Regions from separate parts of the Homo sapiens genome. Here region 1 is linked to region 2. The links are chromatin loops, found by intact Hi-C in ENCODE. Cell type or tissue: adrenal gland. All regions are shown on one strand. Links, peaks and the distances in the headings refer to the core of each region. The heading gives the core; the rest is flanking DNA. Region 1 overlaps MYRF (myelin regulatory factor). Region 2 overlaps LOC124902681 (a long non-coding RNA gene).

What was found. Peaks named below come from ENCODE experiments on the same cell type or tissue, not always from the same donor. Only the 100,000 strongest peaks of a DNase experiment are listed, where the experiment ranks them.
Region 1: a loop joins it to region 2, with 2.4 times the contacts of the local background. A loop is called at or near these places in 77 of 110 quality-filtered maps.

The regions. Positions count from the first base shown.
Region 1 is chr11:61,781,384-61,786,571 of GRCh38, reverse strand. It overlaps MYRF (myelin regulatory factor), which reads right to left. Exons shown (of 27, transcript NM_001127392.3): 22 at 4,748-4,999; 23 at 2,972-3,074; 24 at 2,647-2,721; 25 at 2,187-2,292; 26 at 698-772; 27 at 1-509. The coding sequence ends at 429. Among named protein-coding and RNA genes, the nearest start is that of MIR611, 8.6 kb to the left of the region's middle. RefSeq lists enhancers at 1-741, 742-1,486. In adrenal gland, for the core only: no CTCF peak of the experiment used is centred there; no DNase peak of the experiment used is centred there.
Region 2 is chr11:62,106,922-62,117,165 of GRCh38, reverse strand. It overlaps LOC124902681 (a long non-coding RNA gene), which reads left to right. Exons shown (of 2, transcript XR_007062697.1): 2 at 423-698. Among named protein-coding and RNA genes, the nearest start is that of INCENP, 12 kb to the left of the region's middle. In adrenal gland, for the core only: no CTCF peak of the experiment used is centred there; a DNase peak (open chromatin) is centred at 4,615; H3K4me3 peaks cover 605 bases; H3K27ac peaks cover 272 bases.

The DNA.
Region 1 (5,188 bases), core at 1-4,000, 330 kb after region 2:
GCTGATCTCAAAGGTGGGCAGGTCCTCTCTCCAAAAGGGTTGGCTCCAGTCTCAAAAGGGGAGGCAAGGGAGAATGGGCTCTGAACAAATCAGGGCCACAGGCTTCCCCTTCCCTCCAGGGCACCTGAACCAGCCCTCCAACCACCATATCTGGAAAGAGGTAAACTGGTCCTGTCCTGGCCCCTAGGGGGTGGCAGGCAGGAAGGCCCAAGAAGTCTCTGGCTCTCAGGTTCCCTCTGTGCCGTGAGGGGCGACCAGCTGGAACAGCAACTCCAGTGTGAAGACTTCCAGTTTCACCAGTCTCGGGTAGGGCCAGTGAACAGCAGAGCTGGCCTGCAGCGGGCTCCAGTGTAACACCATTGCATCCAGTGTTGGGGGGTGCCTGGGCACCCCTGGTCCCTGGTGTGGTGCTGCCTCAGGAGGGCAGCTCAGTCACACAGGCGGTAGAAGTGGAAGTGGTAGTCTGTGGCTGGCTGGGCGAGAGCCTCTGAACTGCAGTTGGCCTGACCCTGGGTGGAAGGGCAGTGGGAAGGTGAGGTGGCTCTGGGGGTGCGGGGCAGATGGCACTCCCTGCTGACATTGCTTGACACTGTGCCCCCAGCCCTACCACATACTGTGCAAACCCCCCATTCCTCAAGCCCCACGTCGCAGACAGGGGTGCCCAGACCTCCAGGGTAGGTGGGATGCCCCTGCTCACCAGCAGTGCCACCCGGAAGTGGTAGGTGAATTCACGGAAGGACAGGATGGTTATTGGCCACCGGTGAGAGGTGCCCTGGAGAGAAGGGAGAGAGGGGTCAGGACAGACTGCTGCCCTTATCCCAACCAGCATCTCTCACCACGGCCGTCGCAGTCCTGGGGTCTGTGGGGAGTTTTATGAAGGAAAAAAGCAGAGAACTTTGAAGAGATAGGAAGGAGCATGTTCTGCTTTGGCAGAAGGAGCAATGGCAGCTACTCCATGCAGACCGTGCCCGGGACTGGCAGGTCCACAGCCACCTCCACCTGGCCCCTGCCTCCTTCCCAGTCCTGTTGTGCTGGGTTCCCTCACCCACTATGCTCTGGGCACATCAAAGTATTTCATTAGCCCCATCCTCAGTACAATCCAGTGACACAGTGCTGCTACTAGCCCCATCTTCTGGATGAGGAAACTGAGCCACTTCCTAAAAATCACACAGTGTGGCAAAATCACACAGCTGGGATTCAAACCCAGGTCTGTCTGGCTGTCTCCCTCACAGGGTGGCATGCAGCCTGGCTGCAGGCAGCTTGCCCATCTACCTGAGGCTTTGGCTGTGCGTCTGTGATGTGGTTTCAGGCCCGAGCACCATGTCTGCTGTGTGTCTAGCTGGGCTCTCCCTCTGTCTTGGACCCTGTCTCTTCTGCAGGGCGACAGGGCTCGGGCCTCCCTCAGAAGCACCCCCACCTCTGTTGCAGGTGCTTTCTGCACGTCTTTTCTCCCTCACTATAGAGTACGTTCTTGGAAGTCAAAACCTGTGTCTACTCCACCTCTCTCCCCTGCAGCTAGGCCCACCCAGCACAGGGCCTGGGACAGATGGGGCCCCAATCAATATTTTCTGAGTAAACACATGAATGGGCAAGAAAAAATAATCACTACTTCCCTTCATTTGTCCTGAGCGTCTTCTCCCATGGCCTCTTAGGCTCAAGAAGAAACTGGGGGTCCATCAGCCCCAGGGACAGTCATAACTTCCGGTTACCTGGCCAGGGAGGAGCTCACCATCCAGTTCTCCCAGAAGAGGTGGCCAAACATGGAACCTGAGGGGCCCTCTGATGCTGTACATCTAGCTGTGCCACTTCCCCAACCTGAGCATGAGGTCGGCTCCTTCCTGCTTCTGCAGACACCTCCAGTGAGCCACAGCCCTCCCCGCCATGGGCTCCCAGACACCTGCCTGTTTCCATCATTGCACTCATCCACATTAGCACCTGTGATCTGCTGTCTTCCCCACGTCTCCAGCACGGCAGGGCTGGGAGATGCTCAGCAGAGTGCAATGAACAAACACGGGCACGCGTGCCCCTCCCTGGGACACAGAGGCCCAGGCCCCAGAGTGTCCCTTGTGGAGAAGGCTTTACTCTATAACTCCCAGCTTCTGCTCCTTGCCCATTTTGGGGCCCAGTTGTGCCAGGAGAGAAGCAGCTCGGGCCTGGCCGGCCCGCAGCTTCCCAGTCCCACCTACCTGGGTGTCCTGGTGGGTGTGGAGACTCTGTGGAAGGCTCCCCTCCTCACATGGTTCCTCCTTTGACCTCAGGCTGCACAGCACCACAGACACGGGGGAGGAGGAGCTGTAGACAGGCCCAGTTAGCAGAGAAATGAGGTTCTAGAGTCCCTCAACCCCAGCCCCCTCCCAGCCAGCCTGCCACACGCCTCTGAATCTCCACCCAGCCTGAAACACCGCATAATAACCAGGGCCCTCGAACAAAACCTTTCCCATCGACCATCCCATGTGGTCCTCAGCCCATGAGGCCAGGTCATTTAGCCAGTTAACCACGAAGTAGGCAATGAAGTCAGCACTTATCCCACCATGCAGGAAATACCAGAGACTCTCCGGCTGTCCTCAGACTCGGCTGTTCTGAGGCTCTGCGGGAGATTCTCCCTGGCTCCCCTCCTGCCTCCCACTTCCCCACACCGGCACTCACTTCATCTGCAGAGTCAGGCTGAGGTGCAGTGGGGTGCCACTACTGACAGGGATGTGGTAGGTGAAGTTCCCAGGCCTGCAGGGGCAAAACTGGCACCTTAGCCTGAGGGTACCCTGCCACCCCCCACCCCCACCAGGGACTCCTCAGCCCCCAATCTGTACTGGAGCCCTCCAGAAGAGACAGTGTCCAAGGGTAGCCTGGAAAGGGGCTACCCTTCCTTATGGGGGAGGCTCCTCCCTGAAAGGGCAAGTTCCGGGTGATCTGTACCACCTGGGCTCATGTCACCTGAGGACCTCCCTGGGTGAGGGGAGGGAGCCCAGCCCACCTGCAGGCATCCCCTGGAGCACAGTACTGGGAGGTGATGGACATCGAATTCTCCAGCACCTGGATGGAGGTCAGGGAGGGCACTGGCTCTGCAAGGAGAGAGGCTGTTGGGGCAGGAGTAAGGTGACAAGGCAGGACACAAATGAGAAGCTGGCAAGTCTTTCCTTGCCAGACTTGAAGCAGTCACTCACACCTTAGTATGAATAAGTTCCAGGTTATTTTTTTCCAGACCTCCACAATGGCCAGCATCACACTACACCCTTTCCTCAGCAGCCCTAGGACTACCCAGTTCCCATGAGCCTGACGTCTGCCTCCTCAAAAGAACTGGAACACCCAGAAGTAGGGATGGGTCTTCACATCCCCTGCCAGGTGTGCAGGAGCCCGCTCGAGGCCTGTGTTCCTGACTGCGGGCATCTCTCCCAGTTCTGGGTTCAGAAACATCAGTTACACTGGTAGCTTGAAATCAGCAGTGTTGACAGCATCACACAAATCAGGCTCCCCTCTGCCCCGAGGCCGATGATTACACCGCTACCAGCACGCTGCTCCTCGCAGCCTCCCTGAACAAACCGACTGCAGGCTGGCTGGCTGGGTAGGGGTGGGACTGAAGTGTGACAAGTCAGATGGGGGAGACAGGACTTCTTGCTCATCTAGTTCACATACAGTCTTGCTGCTGCCTGACTATCCACCCAGGAAGGGGGAAGCTGGGGCCGCTGAACATTTGCTGGACCTGGTACGTTTTCAGCTCTGAGGCATGACCCAGGGACCCAAGGACCCCAACAGGATCCAGGACACCCTGTGTGGTCAGGACAGGTATCAGATACAGACGAGATGGAAGGTGCCCTTCCCACATCCCTTCTGGGCAAATTCCAAAGGTCCTTTAAAGAGTCAGCTCAAATGTCACCAACTCCAGAGAAGTTTTCCCTGATCCTCCCCACCTTCGTCCGGATTAAGTGTCCTCCCCAGTCCCAAAGCTACCTGCATGTCCCCTCAGAGCCTCATCACACTGCTGTGTTTTCATCTCTGTGAGGTCTTTGGGGACAGGGGCGTGTCCATCTTCATCACCCCCAGTCCCCTGTACAGAGCCAGCCACAGAGTGGCAGGCAGCTCAGTAAACAGGTGCCTGGCAAACATCTCCCCCATGGGGTTCCCCCATCACATTGAATTTCCATCTCTGTAAGCCACATTTTCCAGGCTTTCTTTTTCTTGAAGCCACAAAATCCATCAGATGAAAGTTGGTGAGAGCAGAGCTGCCTGGTTGAAGCCAGGAAGCCTCCCAGCCTCCCCTTCAACCCCCAGGGCAGCCCCCAGCGCAGCCCCCAGGGTACCTCAGAGGAACCCAGTTTGAAAACTACAATAAAAGGTTCTGTAGCTTTGTTAAAACCAAAGATCCAAGGTTTGGGAAATAGTAGGGGAGACCCAGTATAGCACCCTCCTGGTGCTGGCATGGCGAAGGAGGAGCCAGGCTCGGGATCAAATACAAGCCCTGCCTCGGAGGGGCTGTATAACCCTGGGCAGGTCACTTCACCTTAGTCTCCATCCCATTTCTTCAGCTGAACAATAGGAACAACAATTCCTTTCTTGCAGGAGTGCTGTGAGGACTAAATGGGATGATCTATGTAAGGCTGCAGGCCTGATTCCTGATCCTTATTCTGTGCTCAGCAAACGTCTATTGACTGACAAGTCTGAACCCAGACAGTCACATGACTGGGCTGAGGTGGGCCCTGGCCAGTGAGCCTTGCCAGGCTGGGCTGGGTAGTGTCAGGGGTGCAGCAAGTACCTGACTGGCCCTGGGCCCAGGTGGGCTCAGCAGGGCCCACGCTGGACTGGAGGGCCCCTCGGCGGGCCCGGCCATGGAAACCAAGGCTGGGACTGTTCTTGGCTTTGCCCTGCCCCCCAGGGAAGGGGACTGCAGGGCTGGCCAGAGGCTCCAGACTCTTGTGATGCTTGGAGTGGCCAATGCCATTGACTGAAAGACCCCAGGACTTGGCTCTGATGTTGGTGACTGGCAGAAGGGCCATCTGGCTGGGGCCTGTGGATAGAACCAGGCACAGGCTAAGAAGCTGGAAGCTGGCTGCTTCCTGTCCAGCTGTCTCTAGGGCCCCACAAGACTGAGTGAACCCCATGTGTCTCTTGGTCCTCTCAGGGGAACTTCCCAGTCATTGTCCAGAGCCTCGTTCTAGGCTCCAGGAGACCCTCCCACCAATGAGTATTTGGGCCT
Region 2 (10,244 bases), core at 2,232-6,231:
GTAAAATTAGCTGAGCATGGTAGTACACACCTGTAGTCCCAGCTACATGAGAGACTGAGACAGGAGGATCACTTGGGCCCAGGAGGCTGTGGTCAGCTATCATCATGCCACTGCACTCCAGCCTTGGTGACAGAGCAAGACCTTGCCTCTAAAAAAATAAAACTATTAGCCTTTCGGTGAGAACAGTTGCTCAGAGAGTTGAGGACATTGGGAGCAATATCAATAGTTGTGGTGGGCCAAAGAGAAGCCCTCGAAAATATATATTCATGTCAAATTCATCCACTTCAAATCCCTGGAAACTGTGAATGCGACCTTATTTGGAAAAAGGACCCTTGCAGATGTAATTAAGTTAAGGATCATGAGATGAGATCATCCTGGATAACCTCAGTAAGTCCTAAATCCAATGACAAGTTTTCTTGTAGGAGACATAGACAAGAAGAGAAGATGATATGAAAATGGAGGCAAAGATTGGAGTGATGTGGCCACAAGCCAAGGAAACCAGCAACCACCAGAAGCTGAAAGAGGCAAAGAAGAATTCTGCCTCCCAGCCTCCAGAGGGAGTGTGACCCTGCTAACACCATGATTCAGACTTCCGGCCTCCAGAAGAATGTCTTTTTAAGCCACTACGTTTGTGGTAATTTGTTATAGCAGCCCTGGGAAACTAATACAGTTGTTAATTAAAAAAACAAGTCAAGTGATTTTAGGTAGTTTTTCTTGGCTCTTCATGAATTGACAGATGTTACTGATACTTCTCAGTTGTTTTTTACTTGAGTCAGTGCTGAGGCTGGCATGACTGCAGAGTTAGCCTCTATGAATAGACTGCATGGAATAACTATAGGAGGGAATATTTTCATAGAAGTTGAGGAAACACTAATTCAGTATAACCTGTAGTGGAATCTGCTAGGATGTGTTACAATTGATGGTAGTAAAAATGTATAGAGCAGATAAATGTTAATTGGACAAATTTACAAACCTTGTGACAGTGTAAGGTGTTAAAAACCTATGATTATTCATCATATTGTATATCAGTAGATACTTTCCTGAAAATATTTGAATCTGTCATGTGTTATTGAACCTGCAGTTTCAACAGGAAATTTAATTCACTCTCGTGCCATAGCCATCTTCAGCTCCATGAATTTTTGTCCAAAATAGAAACTGAATCTCTTTGCTTGCCCTATTACGCAGCAGTTCAAGGGATTCACAGTAGTAAAGATTTACTGTGATTGTTTAAGCTCAGAGCTGAATTTTTTCTGAATAGGAACTGCCCTCAACCCTTATTAAGGAACACTGAGTGGCTTTGGAAATTAGCTTTTGCTATAGACTTGGTAATATTTCTTAATGAATTCAACCTAAAATTAGCAGTCAAAACAGCACTAATATGCAAAACTTATACTGCAGTAAAGTCATTTTTATGATGGCTACACTGTTTGAATCACAAGTAAAGTCAAACTGCTTTACATGTTTCTTATGATGTCAAAAGTCAAAACAAGAATCAAAATCTGCATTCCCACACAAATTCGCAGCAGATAATTTTTCAAATTTAAGCTACAGTTCCAGTCAACTGTGCAACTGAGGAGCTTCTAATGCAGGGCAGGCTTAGCCTGGGAGAGTTCTTGGCTTTGCCTAGGAAACAAATCAAGGGCCAGCCAGAGGTTTTATTGAAGCAGCAGTGTGCAGAGCAGGGCTACCCCATAAGCAGTACACCCAGAGTAGCAGCTCAGAGGCAGTTCTGCGGTCATACTTACAACCACTTTTGTTTATATGCAAATTAAGGGGCAGATTATGCAGAAATTTCTAGAAATAAGGTGGTAACTTCCCAGTTGTCTCGCTGCCAGGGAAAAGGGCAGGAACTTTGGGGTGTTGCCATGGCAATGGGCATGGCACACTGGTGGGCATGTCTTTTTATTTTAATTTTATGAGTAAATGTGCAGGATGTGCAGGTTTGTTACATAGGTAAATGTGTGTCATGGGGTTTTGTTGTTAATATAGTTTGGCTCTGTGTCCCCACCCAAGTCTCATCTCGAATTGTAATCCCCCTGTATTGAGGGAGGGATTTGTAATCCCCTTGTGTCGAGCAAGGGGGGTGATTGGATCATGGGGGAGGTTTCCCCCATGTTGTTCTCATGATAGTGAGTGAGTTCTCACCTGATCTAATGGTTTTATAAGTGTTTGGAAGTTCTTCCTTCGCTCTTCTGTCTTCTGCCACCTTGTGAAGAAGCTACTTGATTCCCCTTCACTTTCTGTCATGATTGTAAGTTTCTTGAGGCCTCCCAAGCCATGTGGAACTCTTTCCTTTATAAATTACCCAGTGTTGGGTATTTCTTTATAGCAGTGTGAAAACAGACTAATACAGATGTACAGATTATTTCATTACCCAGGAATTAAGCCTAATATCTATTAGATATTTTTCCTGATCCTTTCCCTCCTCCCACCCACCGTCCTCTGGTAGGCCCCAGTGTGAGTTGTTCCCCTCCATGTGTCTATGTGTTCTTATCATTTAGCTCCCACTTACAAGTGAGAATATGCAGTATTTGGTTGTCTGTTCCTGCGTTAGTTTGCTAAGGATAATGGCCTCCAGCTCCATCCATGTCCCTGCAAAGGACATGACCTTGTTCCTTTTTATGGCTACAGAGTATTCCATGGTGTATATGTACTGCATTTTCTTTAGTCTGTTATTGATGAGCATTTAGGTTGATTCCATGTCTGCTGTTGTGAAAAGTGCTGCAGTGAACATACATGTGCATGTGTCTTTGTAACAGAATGATTTATATTCCTTTGGGTATATATCCAGTAATGGGATTGCTGGGTCAGATGGTAATTCTGTCTCTAGGTCTTTGAGGAATTGCCACACCCACACTGTCTTCCACAATGGTTGAACTAATTTACACTCCCACCAACAGTGTAAAAACGTTCCTTTTTCTCCACAACCTCACCAGCATCGGTTATTTTTTCACTTTTTAATAATAGCCATTCTGACTGGTGTGAGAATGGCTCATCGTGGTTTTCATTTGCATTTCACTAATGATCAGTGATATTCAGCTTTTTTTCATGATTTTTGGCCACAGGTATGTCTTCTTTTGAGAAGTGTCTGTTCATGTCCTTTGCTGGTGGGTGTGTCTTATGGGGTGGTGCTTTTGCCCCACGCCTGTTTTAACTAGTCCTCAATTAGGTCTGGTGTCCAAGCCCCACCTCTGGAGTTCCACTTCCTACTGCACTTCCACCTAACCTTCTATTGGCAGTGATTAATCTGCAATATGATGACCTGCAAAAAGGCAACTATCAAGAGAAGAATCAAATAGAATTCTGTAAATGCCTCCCTCCTATCCTGGCGATGAATATGATCAATTGAAGTCATATGCTGGGGGCCCCATACCAGTTTTTGGCAGTAAAGGACATTTCAAAAATGAAGTGGGTAAAATCTCACAGTAAATCTGTATTAACAGATGAACATTACAATCAATTTGTGTTTTAGAGCTAGAGAACACTAACTTTGAGCCGCTATTAAGGAAAATATTATCCTCAATATCCCACTCCCAAAAAAGAATTCCATACTTCTCATTAGTAGGCCTATACTAAAAATATATGTACTCTATTATAATATTTTTAATTTCATCAATTTAAAACATTGTGGCAATTTTGTTTTTCTCTCTTAAATGTCCTGGATTTTGTCTCTTGGCCTACAAAATCTAAAATAGTTACTATCTCACCCTTTAGAGGTCTGCTAACCCCAGCGCTAGAACACTTCTAGAACTGGCAGGGTGCAGTGGCTCACGCCTGTAATCCCAGCACTCTGGGAGGCCAAGGCCGTCAAATCACTTGAGGCTAGGAGTTCGAGACCAGCCCGACCAACATGGCGAAAGTCTCTACTAAAAATACAAAAATTAGCCAGGTGTGTTGGCGCACCTGTAATTCCAGCTAGTCAGGAGGCTGAGGCAGGAGAATCGCTTGAACCCAGGAGGGGGAGGCTGCAGTGAACCGAGATTGCACCACGGCACTCCATCCTGGGTGACAGTGGGAGAATACGTCTAAAGAAAAAAAAGGGGGACGGGCATGGTGGCTCATGCCTGTAATCCCAGCACTTTGGGAGGCCGAGGTGGGCAGATCATGAGGTCAAGAGGTTGAGACCATCCTGGCCAACATGGTGAAACCCCGTCTCTACTAAAAATACAGAAATTAGCCGGGCGTGGTGGCGCGCGCCTGTAATCCCAGATACTCATACTCGGGAGGCTGAGACAGGAGAATGGCTTGAACCCGGGAGGCGGAGGTTGCAGTGAGCCGAGATCGCGCCATTGCATTTCGGCCTGGCGACAGAGCAAGACTCCATCTCGGGAAAAAAAAAAAAGAAAGAAAAGAAAAAAGAAAAAAAAGGAACATTTCTAGAACTGAACATATTTGCCCCTTTAGGAACCTACAATGCAGTCCAAGGGACACAGGACTGAAGTCCCAACCCCACAGTCAGCCTCTCTTTAAACTTCAGCTACTGTTACAGCTCCTGCGGGGCAGAGGGCGCATGCGCAGCCCAGTCGTCCGCGCAGGCGCAGACGGTCCGAGGCTACTGAGTTTGCCAGGGGAGTGCGGGAAGAGGGGGTGCAGAGCTGGATGGTGTCCATCCCGGGCTGTTTGTGCCCAGGGGATTTGTACCCACCCTCGTGGACTCTGGGGCCTGCAGCCGTCGTTCTGGGAGTCTGGTGACCCGCGAGGCCGCTCACCCGGCCTGAGGAGGGGGTCGGGCTGCAGATGGTGATGTGCCTGGGAGTGGGTCCTGGCTCCTCTCGGACACCCCCAGCTTATCCCGAATGAAGTTTTCTTTTTATAAAAAAAAAAAAATCCATTTGTATTGCGAAATATAGAACACATCTTTTAAAAAGTGCACAAAACAGTTAAGCAGCTTATTACTTTATCAAAAACATTCCTGAAAAACCACCTCCCAGGGCAAGTAATAAAGCTCCATAGCCTCCCAGAGGCCTCCTGAGCCCTCCCGATACCCGCCCTCCTTAAATTAAAAATATGGTAATCATATTATTGCATTACCATCCAAGCAGCATCCCTAAGCATTATAGTTTAGTTTGCTTTTAAAATAATGCTTATGGCCGGGCGCAGTGGCTCACGCCTGTAATCCCAGCACTTTGGGAGGCCTAGGAGGGTGGATCACCTGAGATCAGGAGTTGGAGACCAACCTGGCCAACTTAGCGAAACCCGGTCCCCACTAAAAATACAAAAATTAGCCGGGCGTGGTGGCGGGCGCGCCTGTAGTCCCAGTTACTTGGGAGGCTGAGGCAGGAGAATCACTTGAACCTAGGAGGCAGAGGTTGCAGTGAGCCGAGATTGCACCACTGCACTCCAGCCTGGGGAACAGAGTGAGACTCCGTCTCAAAATATAATAATAATAATAATAATAATAATAATAATAATAATAATAATAATAATGATGATAATAGGCCGGGCGCAGTGGCTCACGCCTGTAATCCCAGCACTTTGGGAGGCCGAGGCGGGCGGATCACCTGAGGTCACGAGTTCAAGACCAGCTTGGCCAACATGGTGAAACCCCATCTCTACTAAAAATACAAAAATTAGCTGGGCATGGTGGCAGGCGCCTGTAATCCCAGCTACTCAGGAGGCCGAGGCAGGAGAATTGCTTGAACCTGGGAGGCGGAGGTTGCAGTGAGTCGAGATCGCGCCACTGTACTCCAGCCTGGGCGACAGAGTGAAACTCCATCTCAAAATAATAATAATAATAATAATAATAATAATGATACTTATAATAATGTAGCCTACCGTCTGCTCTTGCGTCTGGCATCTTTCACCTCCTCAGCTCCACAGGACTTTTTTTTTATTTTTCTGAGAAGGAGTCTCCCTGCCTCAGCCTCAGCCTCCCAGCTGGGATTGCAGGTGCCCGCCACCACACGGGACTAATTTTTGTACTTTTAGTAGAGGCAGGGTTTCACCACGTTGGCCAAGCTGGTCTCAAACCCCATTCTTTCCAGAATTACACTCTTTCTCTTCCTGTGATCCAGTGCCTGGAAGAGTTGCCTCATATTTTTTGTCTAGTTTTTCTGTAGTTTATGGTGGGAAGGCTAATTCTGTACCGGTTCCTCCACCATAGATGATAGCAGAAGTCACCCATGCTGTGTTTTATTTGAGGGCCTGTGTGTTGAAGTCTCAAAGGCTCCCTCTTGTTAGTTGTTGCCCTGTGATGATGGTGATGGCTGAGAGGCTCATTTACACCAACTAAAAAATGTGCAGACGGAAGGTTAATAAAAGAGTGCCTTTTGCCGGGCGCGGTGGCTCACGCCTGTAATCCCAGCACTTTGGGAGGCTGAGGCGGGTGGATCACGAGGTCAGGAGATCGAGACCATCCTGGCTAACGCGGTGAAACTCTGTCTCTACTAAAAATACAAAAAATTAGCCGGGAATAGTGGCGGGCGCCTGTAGTCCCAGCTACTCGGGAGGCTGAGGCAGGAGAATGGCGTGAACCTGGGAGGCGGAGCTTGCAGGGAGCCAAGATCGTGCCACTGCACTCCAGCCTGGGCGACAGAGCAAGACTCCGTCTCAAAAAAAAAATAAATAAATAAAAATAAAAATAAAAAAGAATAAAAGAGTGCCTTTTATCAACTTGCAGTAAAGAATAAAATTTCATCAGACTAGAATGTTTGTGTGCATATTATTGTTCAGTCTCTTTCATAAGCAGAGCACATGAGGAAAATGATAATCAGCCCCTTTTTTTTTTCCAGAGAGAGGATCTCAATCTGGCACCCAGGCTGGAGTGCAGTGGCATTATCATAGCTCACTGCAGCCTCAACCTCTGGAGCTCAAGCAGTCCTCTGCCTCAGCCTCCCAAGTAGCTGGAACTACAGGCACATGCTATCACACCCAGGTAATATTTTACTTTTTTGTAGAGATGTGGTCTCACCATGTTGCCCAGGCTGGTCTCAAACTACTGGCCTCAAGTAATCCTCCTGCCTTGGCCCACCAAAGTGCTGGGATTTTAGGCGTGAACCACTGCACCTGGCCAGAGGCTTTTATTGAGGGTTTAGTATGAAGAATTATTGTCATGAGTAGCCAGTTAACCTGGGGGCAATCCAGTGTGTTCTCTCTCTAAGGCACAATGGAAGCCACGGATAATCTGAAGGTTGTCAGTACTCACGGAGTTAGCATGGGGTTGCTAATAGTTTAGAGGAATATTTACCAATTAGAGGAATTATTAATGGCATCAAACTATGGAGGACGCCTCAGACACAGCCAAGGACCTAGTAAGGCACACAGGGAGAACGCCATGTGATCATGAAGGAAGAAGGCCAATTCGAGGAATGGTTAATGGCATCAAACTATGACAGCTTAGTGCATTCCATTTATATCAGAGAGAGTCTTGCCGATGGAATCAGAAATACATGAAGTCCTCCAGCCATAACTCCCTGCATCTATCTCCACCTAAAAGGAGAACCTGTCCTTTAGAACAGGAGATACTTCAGGTTTGGTGACTGAAACTCATTCTCCCTTATACAGCGCTTGGATAGGAAATGCCAACATTTGCTTCTCTGACTTTCCTTTTGCTTTGCTCAGGTGACCTTGCGTGTCTCTGCTCTGATCCCTTATAAGTGATCTCAGAGTTGAGCTCCCAGGTGACAACTGTGTTTTCCGTTTTCCTCATTTCCAGCTTCATCAGAAGCACCTCTCTGTAGCTCCAAGTATTGAAGGTAGTCGAGCACGTTAATTCTTCATTGCATTCTAAGCCTAACTTCTATTACAGAATAGTTTGTCTGGCTGTGGGCAGTCCAGCTTTCTCTGTTTCTTTGTCATACTTTCTTTGTAAGGGCACAGCACCCTTTTTTACCCTGGCTGACAAAGACATTGTATAAGGAATTCCTGCTCAGGATGAGTCACTGGACTGGAGATTCGAAGTTCACATATCCTTACAATTTGAAGTTTTCCAGTCGTTGGCTGCTTTGGGGAAGTCAACTTAATTTGGTTCAGCAAAATCAAAGTAACCACTGAAAAGTGTTTGAGGGATAAATCTCTGCAAAATCTGTATTCACTTGCTAGAGCTGCTGTAACAGTGTCACAAACGGAGCAGCTTAGACCGCAGAAATGTGTAATCCCACGATTGTGGAAGTCAGAAGTCTGAGATCAGGGTGTTGGTTGGGTCAGCCCCTTCTGAGAGCCATGAGGGTGAATCTGTTTGGTGCAGCTGTCGTGGCTTCTGGTGTTTTGTTGTTGTTATTGTGTTTTTTTTTTTTTTTGAGATGGAGTTTCACTCTTGTCGCCCAGGCTGGAGTGCAATGGTGCGATCTTCAGCTCACTGCAACCTCCACCTCCTGGGTTCAAATGATTCTCCTGCCTCAGCCTCCCAAATAGCTGGGATTACAGGCGCCGCCACCATACCCAGCTAATGTTTGTATTTTTAGTACATGGGGTTTCACCATGTTGGTCAGGCTAGTCTTGAACTCCTGACTTCAGGTGATCCACCAGCCTCCGCCTCCCAAAGTGCTGGGGTTATAGGCGTGAGCCACCACACTGGCCTGGCTCTGGTGTTTTGCTGAAAATCTGCCTTCATGATCACACGGCATTCTCCCTGTGTGCCTTACTAGGTCACGTAGCTGTGTCAGAGGTGTCCTCCACAGCAAAAGTCGCAGTGGGAGGCAAACCAAACATGAGGTGGTATCTTGCTTTCCCTGCCACAGAAGGACGGGTCATGGTAGTTCCCCAGCAACTCCAGAAATAGCTGGAGCTCGTGCAGCCTAATGAAACTGTGGTGCAGTGGCGTGGGCCCCGGACTTGGAACAAAAAGCCCTGGGGCACCTACGTGACTTAGAGGACCAGTGTCCCCATCTGCAGAATGAGGGCATTAAAACATGTTAAAACATAAAAATGAAGGTGGCTTCTTAAGGTCCCTCCACCGCCAAAGATGAATTCTTTCAGCAACAGGGCAGTCAAGCTTTAATCTGAATTTATAAATGAGCACCATACTGTAAATCCACTAGGGGGCAGTAACTGTTCGCATTTGGATCCACTGATCCGCAGGCCTTGAACTACCATGACACCTTTATTAGGAAAGCAAGAGGCAGGTGGGTGGGATAAGGAATCTGGTTTTCCCCTCCATACCAAGCTACAATAAAGCCTTATGAATCGTGGCCATTTGGGGCAATAAAAAAATGAGTATTTTGTTGTTTTCTGCATCAGCTTGAATTTCCCTGGATTTTACCCTTTACCCATGAGGATGGATCTCTTTTTCTTTTTCTTTTTTCTTTCAGACAGTTTCACTCTGTCACCCAGGCTGGAGTGCAGTGGTGCAATCTCACCTCACTGCAACTGTCGCCTCCCAGGTTCAAGCGATTCTCCTGCCTCAGCCTCCCAAGTAGCTGGAATTACTGGCATGTGCCACCACGCCCGACTACTTTTTGTATTTTTAGTAGAGACGAGGTTTCACCATGTTGGCCAGGCTGTTCTGGAACTCCTGACCTCAAGCGATCCGCCTGCCTCAGCCTCCCAAAGTGCTGGGATTACAGGTGTGAGCCACCGTGCCCGGCCTCATCTCTTTTTCTTAATATGTTACTTGTTAAGTTTCAGAATTTCAGACCTGAAGGGACCCTTTGCAGTTGTGGTGAGTAGCTAGCTCAAGGCAATGGCAAGTAAATGGCAGGACCAGGAATACAAACCATCAAGTCTATTTTCTCAGCTGTATGATGAGACGTGATCTCTGAAGTTCCTTTAGGTCTAAGAGTCTGGCTCTCTGGTCTTCATTATCCAGACTGATTTCTGCTTCCCTGTGGTGGATCTAAGCATTAAATTGGGCTGGTAGGTTGACTTTTCTGAATATGGAGAGCTGGATTATCTAAAACTTTCTCATCAGAATGGAATTTAATTAAATCTTATTAAATCCATTGTATCACATTAAATCTCAAGTTGCATTCATTAAAATGGTAGTTCTCTGGACTTTTGGATTTCACAGAGTAGCAAAATTTGCAAATACGTTTAAGCATTGAGTTAATTTTATTAAGTAAATATGTATGGGTTTTTTTTTAACACCTATCTCTTATTATCCTACTATTATAAAAGACATTTAAACTCAAAAAGAAGAGGGCATGCAATCTCAGAATACGTCAAAGTGACACAAATAAATTCCTTTATGAGGCCAGGCACGGTGGTTCACACCTGTAATCCCAGCACTTTGGGAGGCCGAGGCGGGCGGATCACCTGACGTCAGGAATTAGAGACCAGCCTGGCCAACATGGTGAAACCCTATCAAT